3 separate regions of the Homo sapiens genome follow, and regions 1 and 3 are each linked to region 2. A link is an interaction called in ENCODE POLR2A ChIA-PET data of the cell type or tissue named here. Cell type or tissue: OCI-LY7. All regions are shown on one strand. Region 1 overlaps ZNF660-ZNF197 (ZNF660-ZNF197 readthrough). Region 2 holds the start of ZNF501 (zinc finger protein 501). Region 3 overlaps ZNF35 (zinc finger protein 35).

Region 1 (8,000 bases), 130 kb after region 2:
ACTGTATTTCATATTTTAATGCTATTATAAATGATATTATTTAAATTTTGATTTCAAATTGTTCATTGTTAGTATATAAAAATCAAATTGATTTTTATAAAGTTATGTGTCCTGCAACCTTCCTCAACTCACTTACTAGTTCTAGTAGCTTTTAAAAGAGATTTAATTGGATTTTATACATAGCGAATTGTGTCGTCTACAAAGAAGGACAATTTTACTTTGTTCTTTCCAACCTGTATGCCATTTATTTATTTATTTACTTATTTTAACTGCCCTGGCTAGAACCTGCAGTACACTGTTGAGTAGACAAAGTGGTGAAAGCACTTTATCTTGTTCCTGATCTCAGGAGGAAAGCTCAGTCTTTCAACATTAAGTGTGATACCAACTATAAAATTTTTGTAGATACTTTTAAATCAGATTTAGGATCTCGTTTACCCCTAATTTGCTGAGGGGTTTAAAATTTCAAAATCAATGATGGATGTTAGATTTTGTCAAAAGCTTATTCTATACCATCATAGTGACCATGATTTTTCATTTTTAGCTTGTTAATATGGTGAATTACACTGATCAATTTTCAAATACAAAGCCAACATTGCATTTTTTGAAAAAATTCCTTTGGTCTGGATGTATTATCCAATTATTGGATAGTGATTTACTAAAATTTCATATTGTTGGCTTTAATTTGCTAAAATTAAATGAATTAGGATTTTTGCATTTAAGTCTGTGAAGGCTATTGGTCTGTACTTTTATTGTAACACTTTTATTGTATTGGATCTGGTTAATGCTGGCCTCACAGACTGAGTTGGAAAATATTTCCTCATACTCAATTTTCTGCAGGAGCTTGTTGTATAAAGTTAGTACTATTTCTTCCTTAAACGTCTGATAAAATTTACCAGTGAAGCCACCTAGGTCTAGATTTTTTTGAATTTTTAATTTTTGTGGGTACATAGTAAGTGTGTATATTTATGAGGTGCAGGAGATATTTTGATACAAGCATGCAATGTGTAATAATCACATTGTGGAAAATGGGGTATCCATCCCCTCAAGTATTTATTCTTTGTGTTATAAACAATCCAATTACATTCTTCTAGTCATTTTAAAATATGCAGGCTGGGCGCAGTGGCTCACGCCTGTAATCCCAGCACTTTGGGAGGCCGAGGCGGGCGGATCATGAAGTCAGGAGATGGAGACCATCCTGGCAGGTGAAACCCCGTCTCTACTAAAAAAAATACAAAAAATTAGCCGGGCATGGTGGCGGGCGCCTGTAGTCCCAGCTACTCGGGAGGCTGAGGCAGGAGAATGGCATGAACCCGGGAGGTGGAGCTTGCGGTGAGCTGAGATGGCGCCACTGCACTCCAGCCTGGGCGACAGAGCGAGACTCCGTCAAAAAAAAAAAAAAAAAAAAAGCAATTAAATTATTATTGACTTTAGTCACCCTGTTATCAAATACTAGGTGTTATTCATTCTTTCTATTTTTTAAATACCCATTAACCATCCCCACTACCCCCACCCCCCACTACCCTCCCCAGCTTCTGGTAACCATTCTTTTACTCTCTATCCCCATGAGTTCAATTGCTTTGATTTTTGGATCCCACGAATAAGAACATAAGATGTTTGTCTTTCTTTGCCTGGCTTATTTCACTTAACATAATGACCTCTGGTTCCATCCATGTTGTTGCAAATAAAGGATCTCATTCTTTTTTATAGCTGAATAATATTCCATTGGGTATAAGTACCACATATTCTTTATCCATTCATCTGCTGATGGACACTTAGGTTGCTTCCAAATCTTGGCTTTGTGAACACTGCTGCAACAAACACAGTAGTACAGATATCTCTTCAAAGTACCAATTTCCCTTGTTTTGGGCATATGCCCAAGAGTGGGATTGCTAGATCATATGGTAGCTTTATTTTTAGTTTTCGTCAGAACCTCTAAACTGTTCTCCATAGTGGTTGTACTAATTCACATTCCCACCAACAGTGTATAAGGGTTCCCTTTTCTCCACATCCTCACCAACATTTGTTATCACCTGTCTTTTGGAAAAAGGCCATTTTAACTGGACTGAGATGATATGTTATTGTAGTTTTGATTTGCATTTCTCTGATGATCAATTATGTTGGGCACCTTTTCATATGCCTTTTTGCCATTTGTATTTCTTCTTTTGAGAAATGTCTACTCAAATCTTTTGCTTATTTTTAAAATCGAATTATCAGATTTGTTTTCTATAGAGTTGTTTGAGCTTGTTATATATTCTGGTGATTAATCCCTTGTCAGATGGGTAATTTGCAAATATTTTCTCCCAATCTGTGGGTTGTTCCTTCACTTTGTTGCTGGTTTTCTTTGCTATGCAGAAGCTTTTTAACTTGATGTGATCTTGGGCCTAGATTTCTATGTCTGTGGGGGAAGTGTTTTATTTTTTATAGTTATAGCACTATTCAGCGCTATCTATTTTTTTTCTAAAGTGAGTATTGGTAGTTTGTGTCTGTCAGGGAACTGGCCATTTGATCTAAATTATCAAAGTTATTGGCATAAAGTTGTTTATAACATTCCCCCATTATCCTTTAATTGGTGTAGAATCCATAGTGATGTCACCTCTTTTAATCCCAATGTCGATACTTTGTGTCTCTTTTCCTTTTTTTTGCTGATCAGTCCTACTAGAAGCTTATGCATTTATTTATTTTCTAAAAACCACTTTTGGCTTGATTTTCTCTATTGTCTTCTTGTTTTCCATTTTACAGGTTCCCATTTTGATCTTTATTATTTCTTTTGTTCTGTTTACATTGGCATTACTTTGCTTTTTTTATTCTAGTTTCTTAAACTTTACTCTTTTCCTTTATTTTTTTTTAACACTGAGATAGGGTTTCACTATTTTGCCCAGGCTGCATTTGAACTCCTGGGCTAAAGTAATTCTCCCACCTCAGCCTCCCAAGTAGCTGGGACTGTAGGCATGCACCACCACACCCGGCTACTCTTTTGTGTGTGTGTGTGCGCACGCGTGTGTGTGTGCGTGTGTGTGTGTGTGTACATACAGTCTATGATACCATATTCTAATGTAGATATTTAGTGCTATAATTTCCCTCAGCTAATGTTTTAACAACATTCCATAATTTTTTTTGAGATGGAGACTTGCTCTATCACCCAGGTTGGAGTGCAGTGGTGTGGTTATAGCTCACTATAGCCTTGAACTCCTGGGCTCAGTGATCCTTTCATGCCAGCCTCCCAAGCAGCTAGGACTACAGGCATGCATCCCATGTCTAGCTAAATTATCTTTTTTTTTTTTTTGTAGAATCAGGGTCTCACTATGTTACCCAGGTGAGTCTTGAACTCCTGACCTCAAGCAATCTTCCTACCTTGGCCTCCCAAAGTGCTGGGATTATAGGTGTTAGCCACTATACCTGACTATAACATTTTTTTCTTTTCTTTCTTTCTTCTTTGTATTATATTGAGACAGAATTTTGTTCTGTTGCCCAGGCTGGAGTGCAGTGGTATGATTATGGCTCACTGCAGCCTCAACTTCCCGGGCTCGAGTGATCATCCCACCTCAGCCTCCGGAGTAGCTGGGACTACAGGCATGTGTCACCACGCCCAGATATATATAGTGTTTTTTTGTAGAGACGAGGTTTTGCCATGTTGCCCAGGCTGGTCTCGAACTCCTGAGCTCAAGTGATTTGCCTGCCTCAGCCTCCCAAAGTGCTGGGATTACAGGCGTGAGACACTGTGCCTGGCCAATAACTTTTTTGATCAGCTATAATTATTTGTTTTTTAATGATTGCTTTAGGATTTATAGTGTATGTCTTTAGCTTATTCGTCTGCCTTCAAGTGGTATTATACTACTTCCTGTACAGCAGTGGCATATAGCAGTGGTTCTCATTTGGGGGCAATATTGAGAGATATTTTTAATTGTCATGACGGGGTAAAAGCCATTGATGCTGCTAAACATCCTAGAATGCTAGGATAGCCCCTGCCACAAAAATTATCTGGTCCAAAATGTCAATAAGGCCAAGGTTGGGAAAAATTCATATTTCTATCAGGTGTCATTTTTCTTTTGCCTAAAAGACTTACTTTAACATTTCTTATAGTACAGGTCTGTGAGTGATCCATTATTTTAGCTTTTTAATGTCTGCAAATATGTTTTGCCTTTGTTCTTGAACTATATTTTCACTGGTCTGGAATTCTAGTTTGGCTTACTCTGTTGTCCAGGCTGGAGTGCAGTGGTGTGATCATGGCTCACTGCAGCCTTGAGCTCCTGCATTCAAGTGATCATCCCACCTCAGCCGCTGGAGTAGCTGAGATTTTTTTCTTTCAGTACTTTAAACATGCCGCTCCACTCTCTTCATGGTTGCATTGTGTCCAGTGAGAAATCTGTTGTGATCCCTGTCTTCTTCTCCATACCTAATGTCTTTGTCCTCTGGTCATTTTATTTTTGAATGTTTTGAGCAATTTAATTATAGAGTAGTTTTCTTCACATTTATTCTGTGGCTTACTGTTCTTCCCGACTGAGACAGTCCCTTCTGAGTACTCTACCTAATGCACAAAGCAATGCAGTGTTTTCAGTCCAGCTTGTGAGAACAGTCACTATTCCTGGCCATATTTCTATGCCTGACACCATTCCCTCTAATCCTTTGGGATGGTTCTTTCTTTGGCCTCAGATAAGTTTTCCTCATACGCCAATCAGTACTCTGTGGAGTATCCTAGGGGACCCTTCAAAGATCCCCAGAATTCTCTGTGCAGGTCCCTCTCCTCCAGAATTCTGTCTTGTGAACTCTATCTGCCTTGGTCTCCTTAGATTCTCAGTTGTGTCTTCAACTCAGGAACTTCATCACACAGCTACACCTGGGTCTCCCATCCCTGTGTAGCTGTCTGGTAACTCTCTCAAGACAATAAGTTAGGACATTTGTAGGGCTCATCTCATTTGTTTCCCATCTATCAGAGATCATCATATTTTGTTGTTGATGCCCAATGTCTTAAAAGCTATTATTTCATCTATTTTATTTGAGATTATTTCAAGCAGGGGTATAATTCTGGTTCCTGTAACTCTTCTATGACCAGAAATAGAAGACTGTCCTTCAGTTTTCTTCATATCTAAGTATTTTCCCTTTTTTAAATTAAGTTTTCTTCTTAACCCAGGAATTCTTTAGAAATGCATTAATTTCCAAATGTATTTTAATTTTGACTTCTATCTTAATTACATCATGTTCTGTGCAGAGGGCATTGTGCCACACTGTCCGGATTCCTCTTCAGATTTTCTCCCCGCAACCACCTCACTAGAGGGGCAGGCCAAAAGCCTTCAAATGTCAGCCTTCTCTGGGAACTATCCTCAGCTTTAATCTACCTCACCCACTTTAAGCCCAGGACAAATCCCACAATCCTCCTTGCTGTCTTCCATTGCTGCTGGCTGACTTTTTTCTAATGCATACTTTCACTGAGGGTGTAGCCCTGTAAGCATCTGGGCTTCTTGTGGAGACCTGTGCCAACTTTCCCCCTCTTGCAAGCCCAAGGACTCAAATCCTCTTCTGCATGGCTGATAAAATTCAAGTCCATTGGATACCAAATCACCAAACTGCCTCTTGGCAACCAAAGACAGCATCCACACACTTACCTTTCTAACTTCCATTTCATCTTCATTTTTGGCTCTAAGGATTTATTTCACTTTCTTGAAAATACTTTAAAAGGACGTTTAAATTTTATTCAGCATTTCTGTGTGTTTGTAGCCAAAGGGCTTTATGAATACCCAGCTTGTCATGTTGTTTTATTCTTTCTTTTTTTTTCTTGAGATGGAGTCTCACTCTATCACCCAGGCTGGAGTGCAGTGGCGCAATATCTGCTCACTGCAACCTCTGCCTCTCGGGTTCAAGCGATTCTCCTGCCTCAGGCTCCTAAGTAGCCGGGATTACAGGCGTGCGCCACCATGCCTGGCTAATTTTTGTATTTTTTTAGTAAACGGGGTTTCACCATGTTAGCCAGGCTGGTCTCAAACTCCTGACCTCAAGTGATCTGCCTGCGTTGGCCTCCCAAAGTGCTGGGATTACAGGCGTGAGCCACCGCGTCTGGCCTATTCTACTTTTTAAAAACATGCTAAATTCTGTGGTTAAACTAACTGCGAATGTGACAGCATTTTCTTTCTGACTCAGTTAACTGCTGATTTGTCATATGATTGTACAAGCTTTGGTATAAGTCTCAATAATTTTGTAATTTGTCACAAATCTTCTGTGGGAAGAGTCTTCTGTTCTTCCAAAGGAAAATGGATAATCAGTATAAAAACAGTCAACAGTCATGTAAAGAGTCAAGGCTCCTGGGCTGGACACAGTGGCTCACACCTGTAATCTCAGTACTTTGGGAGACCAAGGTGGGAGGATTGCTTGAGGCCAGGAGCTCAAGATCAGCCTGGGCAAGCCAACATAGTGAGATTCCTTCTCTACAAAAAAAAAGAAAAAGGAAAAAAGAAAAAAACCTCAAGGTTCCTAAAGGAAAATTTTATCTGATCCCCATTGCAAAGTTTTGTTTTATTCCAAGGCCCCACTGTAGATATGCTGATTTGGTGGGCCTGGGAAATTTATCTGTAGGTGTAAAATTACCTCTTGTGAATCCCAAACTTGGAATCCACTAGCCTTGGTTTCAGAGATTGGTCACAGCTTTTGTATGTCTGTAATCCATATAGTCAAGTTGTGCCGTCTGGATTTGAAATAATCAGAGAGAGGAATGGGAACTAGTCAGGTCCTGTAACTATGCTGCACAGAAAGGAGTCTGCCATCTCTTTTTAACCCTCTCAAACCTACCTTCTGGAGCAGAGAGGGACTTCAGAGAACATGGCTGGTTTTTATACAGCCATCTGAGGTCTGCACAGCAGTAGGGGTATGAAGCACGTGTGTGGCCAGAGAGAGGGTATGGCACATAGCCCTCTCAAGAAATAACAGAAGGAAAATTTCTAATGGCTAGAGAGTGCTTACTTATGTATTACTAGTGTGAAAATTACAAACTTCTTGTAGTGTTTGAATGAGAAACCAGCCAGAATCACTTCTTTATTCTAAAAACAGCCACTATGATGGTTAATATTAGGTGTCAACTTGACTGGATTCAGAGATGCCTAGATGGCTGGGGAAGCACTGTTTCTGTGAGTGTCTGTGAGGGTGATGACAGAAGAGAATGACATTTGAGTCAGTGGACTGGGAGAGGAAGACCCACCCTCAATGTCAGTAGGCATATCTAATCAGCTGCCAGCACAGCTAGAAGAAAGCAGCCGCAAGAAGGGGGATAAGAAGCTTGCTGGGTCTCCTGTCTCTTTCCATGCCAGGTGCTTTGCTTCCTCTCTTCCTGCCCTTAGACATTCTAAGTTCTTCAGTCTTTGGACTCTGGGACTTGCACCAGCAGCCTCCTGGAGGTTCTAGGGCCTCTGGCCTCAGACTGAGGCTGCACTTTAGTTTCCTTGGTTTTGAGGCTTTCAGACTTGGACTGAGCCACACTACCAGCTTCTCTTTTGCCAGCTTGCAGATGGCCTATGGCGGGACTTTGCCTTAAGCCAATTCTCCCTAGTAAAATCTCTTTTATATATACATACATCCTATTCATTCCATCCCTCTGGAGAAAGAACCCTAATATAGCTACTTAAAGAAAAGCAGATTGAACTATTTTTTTCCCACTCTGAACAAAGAAAGTAAGCAAAAAGAAAAAAAAAGTGATATTTATAAGAATAGCAGACGTTTATTGAAGGAATTATCACTACTTCCTGCAAAACAATTTCATGACTCCAGTTTTATAACATCAGAGGCTATTAAAGACAGTCTGGCGACTAAAAACAACTGACAATATGGGCATCTTTTAAATTTTATATTAAATGGAAAAAACAATCAAGAAAGGAAGTCCTGCTGAGGGTACAGAGCTGCAATGAAATTTAGTCTTAAGGGATTTAGATTCAACAGCTACTAATTAATCCTAATTACTCAGTTACTTAAAGCTGTTTTTTACTTCAATTTTCTTCCAAGTAATACCTAACACAGGACGC
Region 2 (8,000 bases):
CTGTGTGTGTGTGCTCACACACATCACACATGCATTGCTGTCCTCTCATTCATCCCTGCAGGATTCCCCTTCCTCTTCCTTGTTCAGCCTGCATTCTCAACTTCTCTGAAAGTGAACCCCTGATGATCAGCCTCTCTGAAGAGATTAAGTAGTGACAGGTATTAGGAATTCTATAAAATTCCATATCACAATTGATTCTGAAACAATCAAATACTAAAAACTAACCCAGGTAATTTGGGATCATCCAGATTTGCACCCACAGTGATAAATAACTGGAAAATATGAAAGGAATAAGTATCCTAGACTTGGGCATATAAGTGTTACGGAAACTTACTGTCCACTTAGTCTCTACTGCTCAAAAAACAGAGGAATAATAACTCTATTTCTTTAGGTTACCTATAATCATGGCAGGCTAGTGATAGTCAAAGAGTTTCCTTTCTAAAACTTCAAATGTGATCCAGGCTGTAACTTTCACTAGGCCTATCTCACCAATCCTTCTTCATTCAGTCACCTTTACAGGTGCCTCATTGGATCTCTCTTTCTCTCCAAAACATTCACCATCTATAATTCTCTCCCTAGGCCCAACTGGAAACCTATAGGTTTGAAAACTAGAGTCCTGCTTACTGAAAGAAAGTAAGATATCACTGTTTTGTTTCAGGAAAATTAGAGAAGTGGTCCTTAAAGAAGAAGGTTTAATTGGACAGTAACTTGACTACAGCATCATGGTCCAGGTGCTGGCCCTCACCTTTGTAGCCAAAGAAATCTGAAATATACTAATCAGATTTATAAGGGGAATGAGAGAGAAAATAAAGTCACTTCATTTATTTACAATGAAAAACTTCTGTGCTTAATATAGAGCTGGTTAACATATTCTCTGGACTTTAGAAAAACAGTATGTGAACCAAATCACTGTCATTAGAGCACTCTTTGGGAAACAAAGAACTGGAGAAAGAACAAAATATTTAATTGATCATAACTAAATGATTATCAAATTTTGAAACCCTGGTGCCCTAAATAAGCCACACAGAATTAAAGAATGAATATTCAGGTGCTGCACGTCAGAGCAATCTCTTCCCTAGTTGGTGCTGGAGACACTAACACATGCTTCTTCTCTGAGGCCCATTTTTGTCTGTTTTCTAATCATGTAAATTACACAACTATATATCCTCACTTTAAAATATTTAGATAATATGGAAGTATATAAGATAGGCCAGGCATGGTGGCTCGCACCTATAATCTCAACACTTTGAGAGGCTGAGGCAGGAGGATCACTTGAGGCCAGGAGTTTTAAGAGCAGCCTAGGCAACATAGTGAGATGCTGTCTCTACAAAAAATAAAAAATTAGCTGGGTGTGGTCATGTGCACCTGTAGTCCCAGCTACTCAGTAGGCTGAGGTGGGAAAATCACTTGAGCCCAGGATGTTGAGGCTGGAGTATGCCATGATCATGCCACTGCACTCCAGCCTAGTATACAGAGCAAGACCCCTTCTCTAAAAGAAAATTTTTGTTAACAAAATAAACCTATTCCTTTCCCCAGAGATTATCAAGTTTGAAGTATCTTCCTTCATTCCTTTTTTCTTCACATTTTTCTATACACATATATCACTTGATTCTCTTTAAATAAATGAAATTGTTCTACAGGTTCTGCTCTGCAATTTGCTTTTATTTCCCACTAAAAAATGTGTCTTAGAGATCACTTCATGTTGGTACATATGGATCTATTGGGGCTGAGAGTCAAATGATACACACTGCTATATCTGTACAAATTGTTCACGACTACCTGCTTGGGCAATGCCTGTACCATACTGTTTGTTAAATATGTGGACTATCTTACCTAAACCTATCTTTATCTGATGTATTAACTTACAACATGGATATGCTATATACAAAAACAAACTCCAGTTGGTTTAAGCAACCAGATGTAAAACCAAAACTCTAAGCACATTTTTAATTCCTTTACTCTCATTTTTCCAAAATAAAAAGGTTTTTTTCTTATCATACAAAGAATGCATGCTCATTCTATTAAATGGTCAGCTACTCCGAAGAGGAAATCACTTGAAACCCAGCCACAGAAAATAATAGTATTTTAATGGACCTTCTTCTAGGTATCTCTTGATGCATATAAACATAAATACGTACATAAGTGTACATATATTATGCATACATATTAAACTAATCCAAATTCTTCAGGACACAGTCATATTCTCTTCACAGAGTTCCCATAACCTAAGAATACAATTTACCCAGAATTATTTTACTGAGTTTGACAGACACCCAGGCTCCATGTTGCCTTTTGATTGCCAGTGACAATGTCAGCTGCAATAACTTAAGCTCTTGTTCTAAACATGGCCAGAAGCCCATTCCATATTCTCTGAGGAAATACCTAATCACATTTGCAATGGGTTTTCCAATAATTTACTACCCATATTCCTTGATCCAACCACTACACCATTAAGGCATCATACTGAGCAGTTCAATAAGTGGTTTAAAGATGTGCTACCAGATGACTGTAGAGTCTTCAGTTCAGGTACTCTGATAAGAACTTAGTGCACTCTAGGACCTGTCCCATAACCAATTATTCCATAGCCGTTTTCACAGTGGGCCACCCTCACTGATTTGAGTAAAATGGTATCCATTTCTGTGTGGTCCTGCATTTTCTGCTGGGTCCACATTTAGTGGACATTGGTGGGTCCCACCATAGGTCTGCCATCACTTCTGATGGTAGTCTCACAACCACCACCATCCTGGGCTCTCTAGTTAGAGTTAACTTACCAAGAGACAGGTTGTTAGGAGCACAAGCAATACTGGCTTTTCTCCTGGGGGCTCTTCTCTTGAGGAAAGGCAGGAATTTGAGGCACTGAGGGAGGAAAAAGAGCCACTCATAAATTGCCAGCCTACTTCCTACACCTTCTAGATTCAGGGTAACTCAAGAACATCCCATCTCTAACCAAATGACCATTTTAAGTTCAAATGAAAGAATATCGTTATTATCCTAGAGGAGTATCTCCAGTGACAAAAATTAGTGAGTTGGCAGACTTCAGAGAGATGTGACAATGTACAAAGAGGGCAGGTCCTTCCTAGGACTAAGCATCTGGGCGTAAAAATTTCTTTATACGACATCAGGTTGGAGCCCAATGGCTCCCCTAAGTCTACTGGAAAAGCCATTGATTTCAAAAGTCAAATGCTGCAGGGCTACAATAGAGGGCAGTAGGACCAGTAATGGACTCAGTCAAGAGGTGTGGATTCTAGTCTCAGCTCTGCCACCAATTTGTTCAATGACCTAACACAGGTCACTCAGTCTCATCCATTTCTTATTTGTTAAATGAAATTGAAAAGCTAGATAATATTTAAAGCTTCTTGTAATATCAACATTCTACAAAGCTTTGATTCTATATACAGATGGGAAAAGAGCAAAAACCTCAAATCAAGCCCTTCCAGTCCATCTTTGATTGAATCTGTTTATTCATTTATTTGAAAAGTACTAAATGAGCTAGCCGTGAGGTGAATGGGTCTTGTTAAGAACGGGCTGAATCAACAGCAGGGAAACTTCCTGTCAGTTATCCTCCTACAATTAGAATTGGGGGAATTTCTCGAAAATAACAAGAGGATTGCCTTTGTGTAAGGAGTATCTGCTGTAAGATGTTAAGGACTCTTCATAAGGGAAAGGTTTCAAGAACCCTCCTAATGCAAAGAACACTGTATTCAAAGGCAGGAACCTGGTTTCCTGTCTAATACATCCCAATCCACTAGCATCTCTTAACTGACACTGAACAAACTGTTTAATTATTTTCAAACGTCTCTTTTATTTCCTCATTTGGTCAAATAAGCCAGCAATTATTTTCAAGCTTGCAGTCAACCTTTAATATTTAGCTCAAATGTGAAACTTCACACCTCTTCCTTGTGGGAAAATTTTGACTTTTCCAAGGCCCTTCCTCGTCTACATTCTCAAAGAATTTTACAAGTTTCTACTGTAGGACTTTCTAGTCTGATTACATTCTGTCTTCCACCAGCAAACTTACAAGTATGGCATGGGCTCCAGGACTAGGACTTTTGAACAAGTTACCTAACCTTTTTTTGCTCCAGTTTTTTCAACTGTTAAATGGAGACGATACCAGTAACTACTTTATAGGGTTGTCGTAATGAATAAGTGGGTTACTACATGGCAACTACTTAGAAGAATGCCAGCTGGTAAGCATTCAATAAATAGTGCCTGCTGTTAAAGTATTGAGTCTACATGTCTTCATACGGTACCTATTTTGTTGTTGTTAGAGAAGAATAAATAATGAAGGGAAGGCACTAATTCTTGCATATACTTACTTCAACCCGCACAACTTTGGGAAACGGCAAGGCAGGAAACAGTATTTACTTCTGGAAATCAGAAAACTAAAGTGCCCAGAAGTTCACTGACATGCTTAAGTATGTATAAATCGAACCCAGGTCCTCCGACTCCCAGCCTAGGGCTCTCGAACAGCCTCTCCTTTCTTCATGGCAAGTTTGCCCTAGGCCTCGGGCCTCCGCTCCACAGGCCCTCCAGGAAGAAAAACGCCCTGCTTCCCGAGGGAGGAGCTGGAATCGACCCGCGGCAGCCGGGCACAGCAGAAACCGCTCACCATGCGCTTCCCGCGGCGCTCCCCGCGGCGCTCCCCTCTCGCACCTTGCAACACTCAGGTCCCTGGGTGCTGCCCTGCGGAAAGGAGTAAGTCCCGGACGCGCCCAGCCGGCGTGACGTCAGCAGTCCGCGCCTCGGCTAATAACCACTACCGTCTCCTCTCTAGGAAGGTGGGAGCGGCTTCCGCTCGGTGGTTCCTTCCCGCACGCAGCTACGGGTTTCGGTGCTGCGCCGGTTAAGCCGGCACCAGAAACAACCTGCGACCCCACCTGGCGTGCGTCTTCCAGCACAGGGAAACGGGATGGAAGTCAGAAGGGTCGACCACAAGGAGCTCTTACTGTGCATCAGTTCATCCTGCAAGTCCGCCACATTTAGCTTCCTATGTTACTGTCCTTTGGGGATTCTCAAGGCTTTTCACAAAACTGGCTTCCACCTTCCTCACACACATCCTCATCTGGAAGAAAACTGACCTCTTCACAGAAACCCCTGACACCTTACTGACCCAGGATCTTTGTTCAGGTGGCCAAAAGAAAAAGTTCTGCAGGCCAGGCGCGGTGGCTCACTCCTGTAATCCCAGCACTTTGGGAGGCCGAGGCGGGCGGATCACCTGAGGTCAGGAGTTCAAGACCAGCCTGCCCAACATGGAGAAACCCTGTCTCTACTAAAAATACAAAAATCAGCCGGGTGTGCTGGTGGGCGCCTGTAATTCCAGCTACTCCGGAGGCTGAGGCGCGAGAATCACTTGAACCTGGGAGGGGGAGGTTGCAGTGAGCAGAGACTGAGCCACTGCACTCCAGCTTGGGTGATAGAGTGAGACTCTGTCTCAAAAACAAAACAAAACAAATCAAACACTGCTTTGGGCTCAAATCCCTGATTCTCAGTGTATGAACTTTGCAACTTTACCTCTCTGTGCCTGCTTCCTCACTTACCAGGTATAATAATGGTACCACAGGGTTGTTGTGAGGATTAAGTGAGGTTAATACGTGTGAATTACTAAGAACATCTAGTATTTTTTAAATCTTCAGTAAATGTTAGGACTATTGTCTGTGTCTCAAATCCCAGCTCCAGTACCTATTGTTCTGCCCTGACTTCACTGACCTTTCAGGGCCTCAAGGTAGCACACCCATCCCTTTCTACAAAACTTCAGATCTTGCTGGCTCTAACTCAGGAAATATTTGCACACATGGGCTCATCTTGACAGGTAAAGTCCAGAGATAAAGGCATGAGTGGAGAGTACCTTATTCACTTCCAAGCATTCCTACTGATCTGCAATCTCAGGACAATAGGGCTGTGTGCACACCATCATATCCCTAGTGTGCAGCATATAGAAGTGAACACTTGCTGTATAAATTAATGAGATGCAGCAGAGAAATTATCCATTCCAGGCCAGGCATGGTGGCTCACACCTGTAATCCCAGCACTTTGGGAGGCCATGGGGGGCGGATCACGAGGTCAGGAGTTTGAGACCAGCCTGACCAACATGGCGAAACCCCGTCTCTACTAAAGATACAAAAATTAGCCGGGCGTGGTGGTGTGCCCCTGTAATCCCAGCTACTCAGGAGGGTGAGGCAGGAGAATCACTTGAACCTGGGAGGCGGACTTGCAGTGAGCCGAGATCATGCCACTGCACTCCAGCCTGGGTGACAGAGCCAGACTCCATCTTAAAAAAAAAAAAAAATATCCATTCCAATCTTCAGATTGGCTGTTTTCCCAAAATGGAGTCCCTTTTGGACACAAATCAGGAATGCTGGTGCCACAGACTGAGGCCATCGCTATCTTTGGCTAAAAAGTGACCCTTTGTAAAATTGTCAGTTGACATGCCATGTAACAATAATGTTAAGTTTCCCTCTCCAGGTGTCACATTCTCAGCACTTCTTTGGAATCAGATAGCAAGTTCTTCCCTCCAGCCCTAACATCTCACAGGCCAGAGACCCTAGGTCTAATTATTCATTCCCCAAACATTAGGCTTCAAAGAGTCTCCAAATCAGCAGGGTGTAGTGTGTGGAGGACATTAAGTCTGGAGGGAGGCACCTGAGGTTACTAGAAACCGTAATCTGGAGTTTAATAGCAGTTTGGGCTGAGCTTCTTTCAATGAGGTGGAAAACGGATGGTAGGGATGGACACCAAAAACGTTCCAAAACACTAAAATAACCTTAGCCCTGATGTGGCCACTGGATAAATGAAACTAATGCCACATATCGTCAAGATTAGGTTTCTACCTTATGTAGAAAGTAGGGGTCAAAAGGTATCATCAACTTACTTGTCACCCTCACACTCAGGAAAGTCTGAGATTTTGAGAACAAAAAGCTTCTCAATCTTATACAAGTGAGCTCCTCACATCCTCAGGATAAGGAAAAGATTGGAGCACTAAGTGGTCAATTCTAGGCTGGATGCAGTGGCTCAGGCCTGTAAGGGAGTCCGAGTTAGGAGGATCATCTGAGGGCAGGAGTTAGAGATGAGCCTGGGTAACATAGCAAGAATCTGTCTGTACCAAAAAATAATATTAAAAAACTTTTTTTTGAGACAGACTCTCACTCTGTCACCCAGGCTGGAGTGCAGTGGCATGATCTTGGCTCACTGCAACCTCTGCCTCCTGGGTTCAAGCAATTCTCCTGCCTCAGTCTCCTTAGTAGCTGGGATTACAGGCACGCGCCACCATGCCTGGCTAATTTTCATATTTTTAGTAGAGACGGGGTTTCACCATGTTGGTCAGGCTGGTCTCAAACTCCTGACCTTGTGATCCGCCTGCCTTGGCCTCCCAAAGTGCTGGGATTACAGGCGTGAGCCACCGCACCCGGCCAGAGAATACTTTTTAAAAATTAGCCAGGCATGGTAGCTCACGCCTGTAGTCCCAACTGCTTGGGAGGCTGAGGTGAGAGAATCGCTTGAGCCTGGGAGGTCTAGGCTACAGTGAGCTAGGATCACGCTACTGCACTCCAGCCTGGGCAACAGACCGAAACCATCTCAGAAACAAAAAAAAGTAGTCAGTTCTATAAAAAATAAAGAGGCATATGGAATAGAGGTATGACCAATACAGGGAAAAGTAAATGAAATGCAAGGACACTGCAGTTTAAACCTCATCTGACACTGGTTGTGTGGTCTTGAGCAACCCCAACATCTTTTCTCTTTTGTTCTGAGGATCTGACGTGGCTCCATCTGTGTCCTTCTAAAGTCATGAATTAAATTTCAGTGCACAATAAGCAAGACACTCAAATTCTTTATCATCCCAGGGCCCAAAATCTCAGGAAGTGCTTCCACTTTGGTACTTTTTTTTTTTTTTTTTTTTTTTTTTTTTTTTTTTTTAAGAGAGAGGGTCTCACTCTCTGATACGCAGGCTAGAGTGCAGTGGCATGATGCTAGCTCACTGCAGCTCCCAACACCTGGGCTCAAGC
Region 3 (8,000 bases), 66 kb after region 2:
AAGTAGGGAACCTAGTCAGTGTCAAGGTAGCCTACGATAGCCAGGTAGCCTGCTATGAGTTGGGTTGTCTCCTCCCTTGTCTCCAGCCCTTCCCAACATCAGAGAGGCATTAGCCACTGTGAAGACAGGGTAGCTCCAGAGAGCTGCAAGGAAAGCAGTGCCTCTCGGACCTGGGCCTGGCCTCATTTGTCATGTCGTAGGTCTCACCAGGATGTAGAGGCCCAGACTTCTGGCTTGGGAATTTGCTGCTTGATCTTCCGTGTCCCTTAAGGTCTGCTCATTTTATCTTCAAAACATCACATCTATTCCTTCTCCTCTGGCCCCCTTCTAGTGGCTGGGTCAGAATCCCACTGTCTCTCTTGGGCTCTGAAAAAAACTGCCAATATGGTCTTCAGGATTCCTTTCTCCCCTCACCAGCTCAGCCTCCACTGTCCAGCCAGAACAATGTCACAAATATATATTCTTCTGCTGAACTCCTTCACCTGGTATTAGGTTCTTGGTAACCATAAAATGCTAACAATGGATAAAAATAGGGACCTTACTTCTCCAGACCCTTATTCTATTATTCCCCACTACCCATTTCACACTTCACAAGAAAGTCTCACCACTCTGAACAAGCCATGATCTTTCTCTTTTATTAACCTTCCCCTCCTGATCATAAAAGTAATACAGGCTCATTGTAGAAAATGTAGACTGCTGGAAATTTAACCACAGTTAACCCCCAATTTCTTTCTTTCCTATGCATGTGCATCTCAGAAAACTCAGCTCTCTGTACAGTGTTTTATTTTGTACTTTGCATCATTTATTTAATATTACTGTGTGCTATTATCATATCACTATTCTTTTAATTATGACCTTTAGTGGTTGCACAATATTCCATAGTATTATAACTTATTTAATCATTCCCCTATTGTTACTTAGGTTAGTCACTTTTTTGTGAAATGAGTAACATCGACAAGTATATAAATCATTGTACAAATATTCATTCTTAAGACAGCTTTCTAAAAGTGGTACTGCTGTATCAAAGGATATCAACATTCTTTTAAAAATGGTTTAACTTCCCCTAAAATAACAATGAGTAAAAATGGTTAAAATGTGTAACGATGAGGCTGGGCGTGGTGACTCACGCTTGTAATCCCAGCGCTTTGGGAGGCCAAGGTGGGCGGATCACCTGAGGTCAGGAGTTGGAGACCAGCCTGGCCAACATGGTGAAATCCCATCTCTACTAAAAAATACAAAAAACAATTAGCTGGGAGTGGTGGCATGCGCCTGTAATCCCAGCTACTCAGGAGGCTGAGGCAGGAGAACTGCTTGAAACCGGGAGGTGGAGGGTGCAGTGAGCCAAGATTGCCCCATTGCACTCCAGCCTGGGCAACAAGAGCAAAACTCCATCTCAAAAAAAAAAAAACTATAACAATGAGATAAAAGGAACAAATTTCTAGAAGATGGAAAATGAATGATGTGGTAACTAAGACAGCTGGGTGGAGGGAGTAACAGCTTGGAACTCTTGCTGAGGGCTATCCAATGGAAGGAGGTAGCTGATCTACCCTGCCCAACCCCGGAGACTTGGAATTTTGAAACCCCAGGTACAATGAAGGCTGGGAGGCAGAAGTGGATCTAAAAATAAGGGCATTAAATGGAAGTCTGTAATAACACTTGGCTTCCTTCCCTCCACTTCTAGAAAAGCACTTAACAGCATCTAAACCCCAGACAAAAATATCAGAGGATTTTTGCTAATTAAATGTAAGAGCCCAAGGCAAAATATTCTGTATTCTGGCATTTAGGGTTCTCCAGGGAAACAGTGGGCAAATCTCACTCCTACACACAGAGGTCTCAATTAGGCTTTTAATTCACAGACACACTCACGTGCACACGCACACGTATATGGGTGTAAGAATCACATTTGAGGAAAGTCTAATGAGAGTAAACAAGGTAAACAGAGGGAAAAAAGGACCCAGTGGCAGGGGCATGAAGGGAATGAGATAATTCATGTGACAGAAGATACTTTTAAGAAAAGGCTCTCAGAAATTAAACTAGTTATTGTTAAAATTATTACTGTTAAAAATATTATTCATTAGAAAATAATCAAGGTACTCTTCTCATAGTGGCACAATACAAAGAAATGGAAATAATGAATGCAGCTAAGGATCAATCCACAAGGTCCAACATTTGATTAGCAGGAACAGGAACTCTATAAAGAGAAAAAACATGGAAAGGGGGAATAGTCATATAAATAATGAGAAAATTTCCAAGAGTAGGAGTACCTGAGTCTGTAGATTGAAAAATTCCACTGAGCATTAGGGAACTGAATACATCAAAGATAAAGAAGAGACTTTAAAAGCTTCCAGGCATAGGGGTGGGAAAACAGATCACTGTAATGTAAATACTATTTACTGATTGTCAAATAAATAAGTATCAGATTGGAATCAGGCATCTCATTAGCAGCAGTGGATGCTGTAAGTCAGTGAAGCAGTGGCTACAAACTTCTAGGGAAATTTTTCAACCTAGAATTCCAGAGCCAGCCAAACTACCATCAAGTGAGAGGTCAGAGAAAGACACAGACACTCAACAACTCTGCCTTCCATGTACTCTTTCCTGACAGGAGACTTGACATGTACTATAATAAAATGATGAAGTAAATAAAGAAAAAGGAAGACACAGAATTCAGAAACAGTTGAGTCCAGTGTAACAACAGAATATAGGCAGAAAGGTCATCAAAAACAGACTAGAGCAGGAGGCTGAAAGCAGAATATACAGAGAGAAAAGAAGTGAATTCAACAGAGTATTTAATTGAATGGAGAATTTGAAAATGACTGTGAGTGTGTGGAAAGCAACCAGTACAAGGTAAAAAGAAAGGCAACTAGAAACTTCCGTAAAAACAAAAAGCTGATCCCAAAAGGAAATATAAACACAGTAAGCTAAGATCTGCAATCAACAATATTCAGATGGTTGTAATAATGTTCATGCTGTTTATTTTCAGCTTTTGAAATCAATCAATAACCAAACATAAAATCCTAACTGGTTACAGAATAGAATTTAAGAATTATCAGACTTGACAATGTAAGAGCCAACGACGTGGAAAAGGGAAAGGGAAAGGAAGGGAAGGGTCCCTCCAACATACCACAAAATGGAGAATTGAGATATGGTTTATAGTTAATATAATAAACTAGATATGTAAATATAATAATTATTTTTATAAAATTCTTGCTCCTTATAGAAATATAGAAATTGCTAAAACAAACAAACAAAACCCCTCTTAGTAAACCATAATCCTATTATCCAGAGTATATGGGTTTGAATGTAAGCCTGGAATTAACCGTCAGTATGGCTGTAAGTCATTTAACCACTTATAATATTTTCTTTTTTCCTTCAGGTAATTTATCTATATACTTTTAAATAGTATATAGTATATATAAAAGCAACAGTATATGAGAACTGTATTATATACACAATTTTTAATCCAGACTTTTTCACTTTAAAGCAAAAAGGTAAATCTCTGGACACATAGCATATCATGCACTTGTATATGCGTATTAATAAATATACTTCTGAATATGCCTTTAACCATAACGCAGTCAGGGGTTTCCCAGAGATGGAACTTGAACCAAATATAAAAAGAAACTAAGCTTGCAAAAGTAGAAGGGGACTGAGTGGGAAGTAGTGATGAGGTATTATAGGCACTGAGAAAAGTGTGAGCAAAGGCACAGAGAAGAGCAAGCACGTGCCTCTAGGCTGCAGTAAAAGGTGCCTGAGAGTGAAGAGATGAGGCTGGAAAGAGATTATGAAGAGCTCAGTAAATCATGTTAGGGATCCTGATATTTTTCCCATAACAGACATGACAACAGGGATAGTGGACCAGGTTTGCTTTGGCAGTCCAGAATCTAGCATGACGTTCACCACAAGGGAACACAAAATGTTTTTGTAATGAATGATGCTTAGGAAGGCAGAAATAGCTTCTGGACATTCAATCTGCGTGCCCCAGGTGGTGGGGATAATGTCATTTGATAAGGGAAGGAATCTAAGAGAAAAACAAATTTTAAAGGTTTAAAGAATGTCTGGGCAACATTCTTAGTGATTCTGTAACCTAACCTCATTTAAAAAAAAAAAAGTCACTGGTGATTATGTAATACACCCCAGATTCAACTTTAGGCTCTAAATGTATGTATTGTCTTCAGGAAGCCTGCATAACCTCCAAGTAAGCACAAGATTTAATCTGCAACGTACACTTCTTAGGGGAAGAGGATCCATAATCTTCCCAGGATTCCCAAAGGGGCTGCAACCCCAGAAAGGTTGCAGTGCCTACAATGGATGAGCAAGTGGAGAGGTGACAGACGTGGGAGAGGGACAACTACCTGAGACAGGGAGGGGATACAGAGCAGGTGAACAATTAGCTTTGTCCAAAGACACCTCTTCCTAAGCCTGGTGGAATTTATGGCTGTGTTTGAGTGTGTAACTTCGTGTTAGGGATTGAAGTCTTTCTCCTGTGCTCCCAGAGTACTGTACGTGATTTCGCCATCAGTTTTGCATCACTGTGCTCCACTTAATACATATCTGTTGGTCTCATTTGAGGATGAGGACAGATTTCCTGGCCCTACTCTTAATGCCAATCACTAGGCCTGCAACAGAGCTCTTAGCCTGACAGCTAAAAGTCTGATAGCTCTCAGCAACTTGGGAAAATGGGGCTTCAGAGTTCCCAACCACTCCTAGCAAGACTACCCAAAAAAGATGGGAGATGAGCCCAAAGAATAGGAAACTAAGCAAACTGACAAAAGGTGGTCACTCCTCCCTTATAAAACATAAAGAAAATGGCAGGCTGCAATTTATTTTGAGGACTGGAATCAGAAGGCAGAGTTATTAGCTGGGGAAGGATCTGATCTGTCTAGTAATCAATCCACTTGGCTCATATGATTTGTGCAGAATCAGAGGCCCTGAACCTGGATGCAGATTTGTGGAAACTGAGATCTGAAGAGGAAATCCAAGTAGAAATGTAAAAAGTCATAATACATACCAAAAGCATGTTATGTAAAACTTGGTTTGCTCATATAAATGTTTGGTATATTCACTTAAATACAAATAAAATAAGCTAGGTGGCAGAATCCTCTAACATCCAATGGTTGGCAGAGGCACTGATGGACACCTAGTTCAGCTAGTGTAAAGTAAGTCTCCTGTTCTGCTAAAAATACATAGAATGCTTTGCACGTACAGATCCTTATACTGGAGCACCCCCACCCCCTCCACCTTTGATCACACACATTCTTGGCCTGCAGCCTTTACTTTTTGCTACAGTGGCTCATAACCTTTGCTTGTCATTGTAATCCCCTCCAGAGTTTTAAAAAATACAGAGGTCTAGAAATGGAAATTTTAAAAAAGTGCCCAATGTGATTCTAACATGAAGCCAAGGTTTAAAACCACTGCTTTACTGCAAGGTTGGGTCAGTGAATCTCAAACCTAGTTTTGCATCATAATCCCCTGCGTAGCTTTTCTGAACTACCTATGAGTGAAAATCACAATCATCCATAACTGAATATTATGAGGATAAACATATGTGATGGTAGAATGGTTTAACTGTCTTAATGGTCATAAATCCCAGCAGGTATTCTTTAAGCAAAGTAGTTTCTGTCTCTTGGTGGGTCAAGGTCACAGAGTTTTCTCAAATCTTCAGACCTGCTCTCCTGATATTCTCAGCTTCCTGATAAGGCAGGGGGAAAAAACTAACTTGTTCCTACTCTCAGCAGAGACAGGGGGTGGTTTATTTGGGTCTCTCCATTCCATCAGGGAGACTGGAACAGTCACTGTTAGGATTGGTGAGGGCATGAGTATTTGATCCTACTTTTGAATCCTTTTGATTTCTTGTATTTGTGTCTCTATGATTTAGAGTGAAACTGGGAAAGTAAGTTGCATATGTTTTGGAAAAAAAACTAGAGGAGGGAGGAAAAAGGAAATTAATAAGCTTTCTTGTGTATGCCTTCTGTATGTGAAAGTGCACTGTAGGCCAGGCATGGTGGCTCGTGCCTGTATTCCTGACACTCTGGGAAGCCGAGGCAGGTGGATCACCTGAGGTCAGGAGTTTGAGACCAGCCTGGCCAACATAGTGCAACCTCGTCTCTACTAAAAATACAAAAAAGGCTGGGCGCAGTGGCTTACTCCTGTAATCCCAGCACTTTGGGAGGCCAAGGCAGGTGGATCACGAGGTCAGGAGTTCAAGAGCAGCCTGACCAACCCCACTGCTACTAAAAATACAAAAATCAGCTGGGGGTGGTGGCGTGCACCTGTAATTTCAGCTACTCAGGAGGTCGAGGCAGGAGAATCACTTGAACCCGGGAGGCGGAGGTTGCAGTGAGCCAAGATCGTGCCACTGCACTCCAGCCTGGGCAACACAGCAAGGCTCTGTCTCAAAAAAAAAAAAAAAAAAAAATTGGCCAGGCGTGGTGGCATGCACCTGTAGTCCCAGCTACTCGGGAGACTGAGGTAAGAGAATTACTTGAACCTGGGAGGCAGAGGTTGCAGTGAGCCAAGATTGTGCCACTGCACTCCAGCCTAAGACTCCATCTCAAAAACAAAACAAAACTAACACACAAAAGAAGTGCTCTGTAAACTAGAAAACACTATGTGATTAATATTTAGTCTTGCAGAAATGTGATAATAAATGCATGGGACTTCTGCATGAGAGCTGCATCAGGCTCAGCATTTATGATAAATGCTCTTGCATGCCCTGAGGCATTGGAACAGCATGGAGGGACAGAGCCAGAAATCAGGAGACCCAAATTCTAGTCTTAGGTTTGCTGATTTCTGGTCACAGTGCCTAAGGCACACTCCAAACATCTGTCACATCAGCTTCCTCACCTGAAAAATGGGACTACACACCCCTTTCTTTGTCTCCCCTACAGGTCTGCATGGGGATTACAGGTGTTTGGCAAGTGGCATGGCAGAACAGAGAATCTAGATTCAGGACCTGGACTTGGATATAAGCTGTCACTTGTTACTTGGCCTTGCACTAAATGACCATTCTCAGGTAAATGGGCAACCACCTGTTTCAGTGTTGTAAGGACTGAGGTAGGTGATCTATGTGAAAGCGTGAGATACGTGCCAGGTATCATGATCAATACATAAGGGTACACAACAAAGAATAAAAGTTCTATATAAATACAAGGCAATATTATTACATAACTCTACCTATTGCATAGTTTTATAAATCATTTTTCCAGGAGTAAAGGCTGAATGGTAACAAAGATATCTTACCTTGGCCAGTTTCTTCATCCTTCTAAAAGTTTTTCATATTCCAATACCTCTGAATTTCTCAAAAAATCAAATTAAGACCTTAGGAATCTTATTTCCACCTCCCCTCTCCCATCACTTTCCCTCTTTGGTCTTCTCAGAATGAGAAGAGCTCCACTATTTCTTCTAAACACCATCCAGAATGTGAGAATGAAACCCAAACTGAGACCCCTGGCTGGACTTGAGCAGAATGACAGCAGAGACAACTGGGGCATGCCTCTAGGCAAGCTTTATTCTTTGACTCCTTCATCCAGGAAGGGGCTGTTAGTTGCATCTCACCCAAATGGAATGCGATGGGAATTGGGGGCTTGAGTTGTTTGGAGAAGGAGCTGTTGATCTTGGCAAATGAATATAGCTGGTGTGTGGTGTCCATCAATCCTTGAGTGCTTGGCCATGGAGACTAGGGAATGGTCAGAACAGACCCAGAGGTCCCCAGATCTTTACAATACCAAGGTTCAGGAGGTATAGACAGTAAGGAAAAAGTCCATTTCCTATTTCTGTCCATTTTCAGTAAAGTTTTTGTTTTGACTGGCTTTTAAAAAATTACCTAGGAAATGGAAAGCTTATAAACATTCGTAAGTGAATTGTTGAACTGCTACCCCAAGTGGTTTCCTTACCCAGTCACCACTTAACCAGAAATATTAGAATACACGGTTCAACCAGAATTCAACCAGGCAGATAACCTGCCTGTTGCTCAAGCAATCATCAGAGTTTTAAAAAACAAA

What was found. Peaks named below come from ENCODE experiments on the same cell type or tissue, not always from the same donor. Only the 100,000 strongest peaks of a DNase experiment are listed, where the experiment ranks them.
Region 1: POLR2A ChIA-PET joins it to region 2 with 5 read pairs; 2 of 35 experiments call an interaction of 5 or more read pairs at or near these places.
Region 3: POLR2A ChIA-PET joins it to region 2 with 5 read pairs; 2 of 35 experiments call an interaction of 5 or more read pairs at or near these places.

The regions. Positions count from the first base shown.
Region 1 is chr3:44,599,374-44,607,373 of GRCh38, reverse strand. The region is part of intron 2 of ZNF660-ZNF197 (ZNF660-ZNF197 readthrough); the gene reads right to left. It overlaps ZNF660 (zinc finger protein 660), which reads right to left. Exons shown (of 3, transcript NM_173658.4): 3 at 7,680-8,000. All of the region lies in intron 2 of ZKSCAN7-AS1 (ZKSCAN7 ZNF cluster antisense RNA 1), which reads left to right. Among named protein-coding and RNA genes, the nearest start is that of ZNF660-ZNF197, 18 kb to the right of the region's middle. In OCI-LY7, no CTCF peak of the experiment used is centred here; no DNase peak of the experiment used is centred here.
Region 2 is chr3:44,726,332-44,734,331 of GRCh38, reverse strand. ZNF501 (zinc finger protein 501) reads right to left here and starts at 4,697. Exons shown (of 3, transcript NM_001258280.2): 1 at 4,317-4,697; 2 at 2,772-2,856; 3 at 1-135. LOC105377056 (a long non-coding RNA gene) reads left to right here and starts at 4,806. Exons shown (of 3, transcript XR_940788.4): 1 at 4,806-5,540. RefSeq lists an enhancer at 4,817-4,886. In OCI-LY7, no CTCF peak of the experiment used is centred here; a DNase peak (open chromatin) is centred at 4,741; H3K4me3 peaks cover 1,401 bases.
Region 3 is chr3:44,660,274-44,668,273 of GRCh38, reverse strand. ZNF35 (zinc finger protein 35) reads right to left here. Exons shown (of 4, transcript NM_003420.4): 4 at 7,483-8,000. It overlaps ZKSCAN7-AS1 (ZKSCAN7 ZNF cluster antisense RNA 1), which reads left to right. Exons shown (of 3, transcript NR_157564.1): 2 at 6,888-7,012. Among named protein-coding and RNA genes, the nearest start is that of ZNF35, 16 kb to the right of the region's middle. In OCI-LY7, a CTCF peak has its summit at 6,921; no DNase peak of the experiment used is centred here.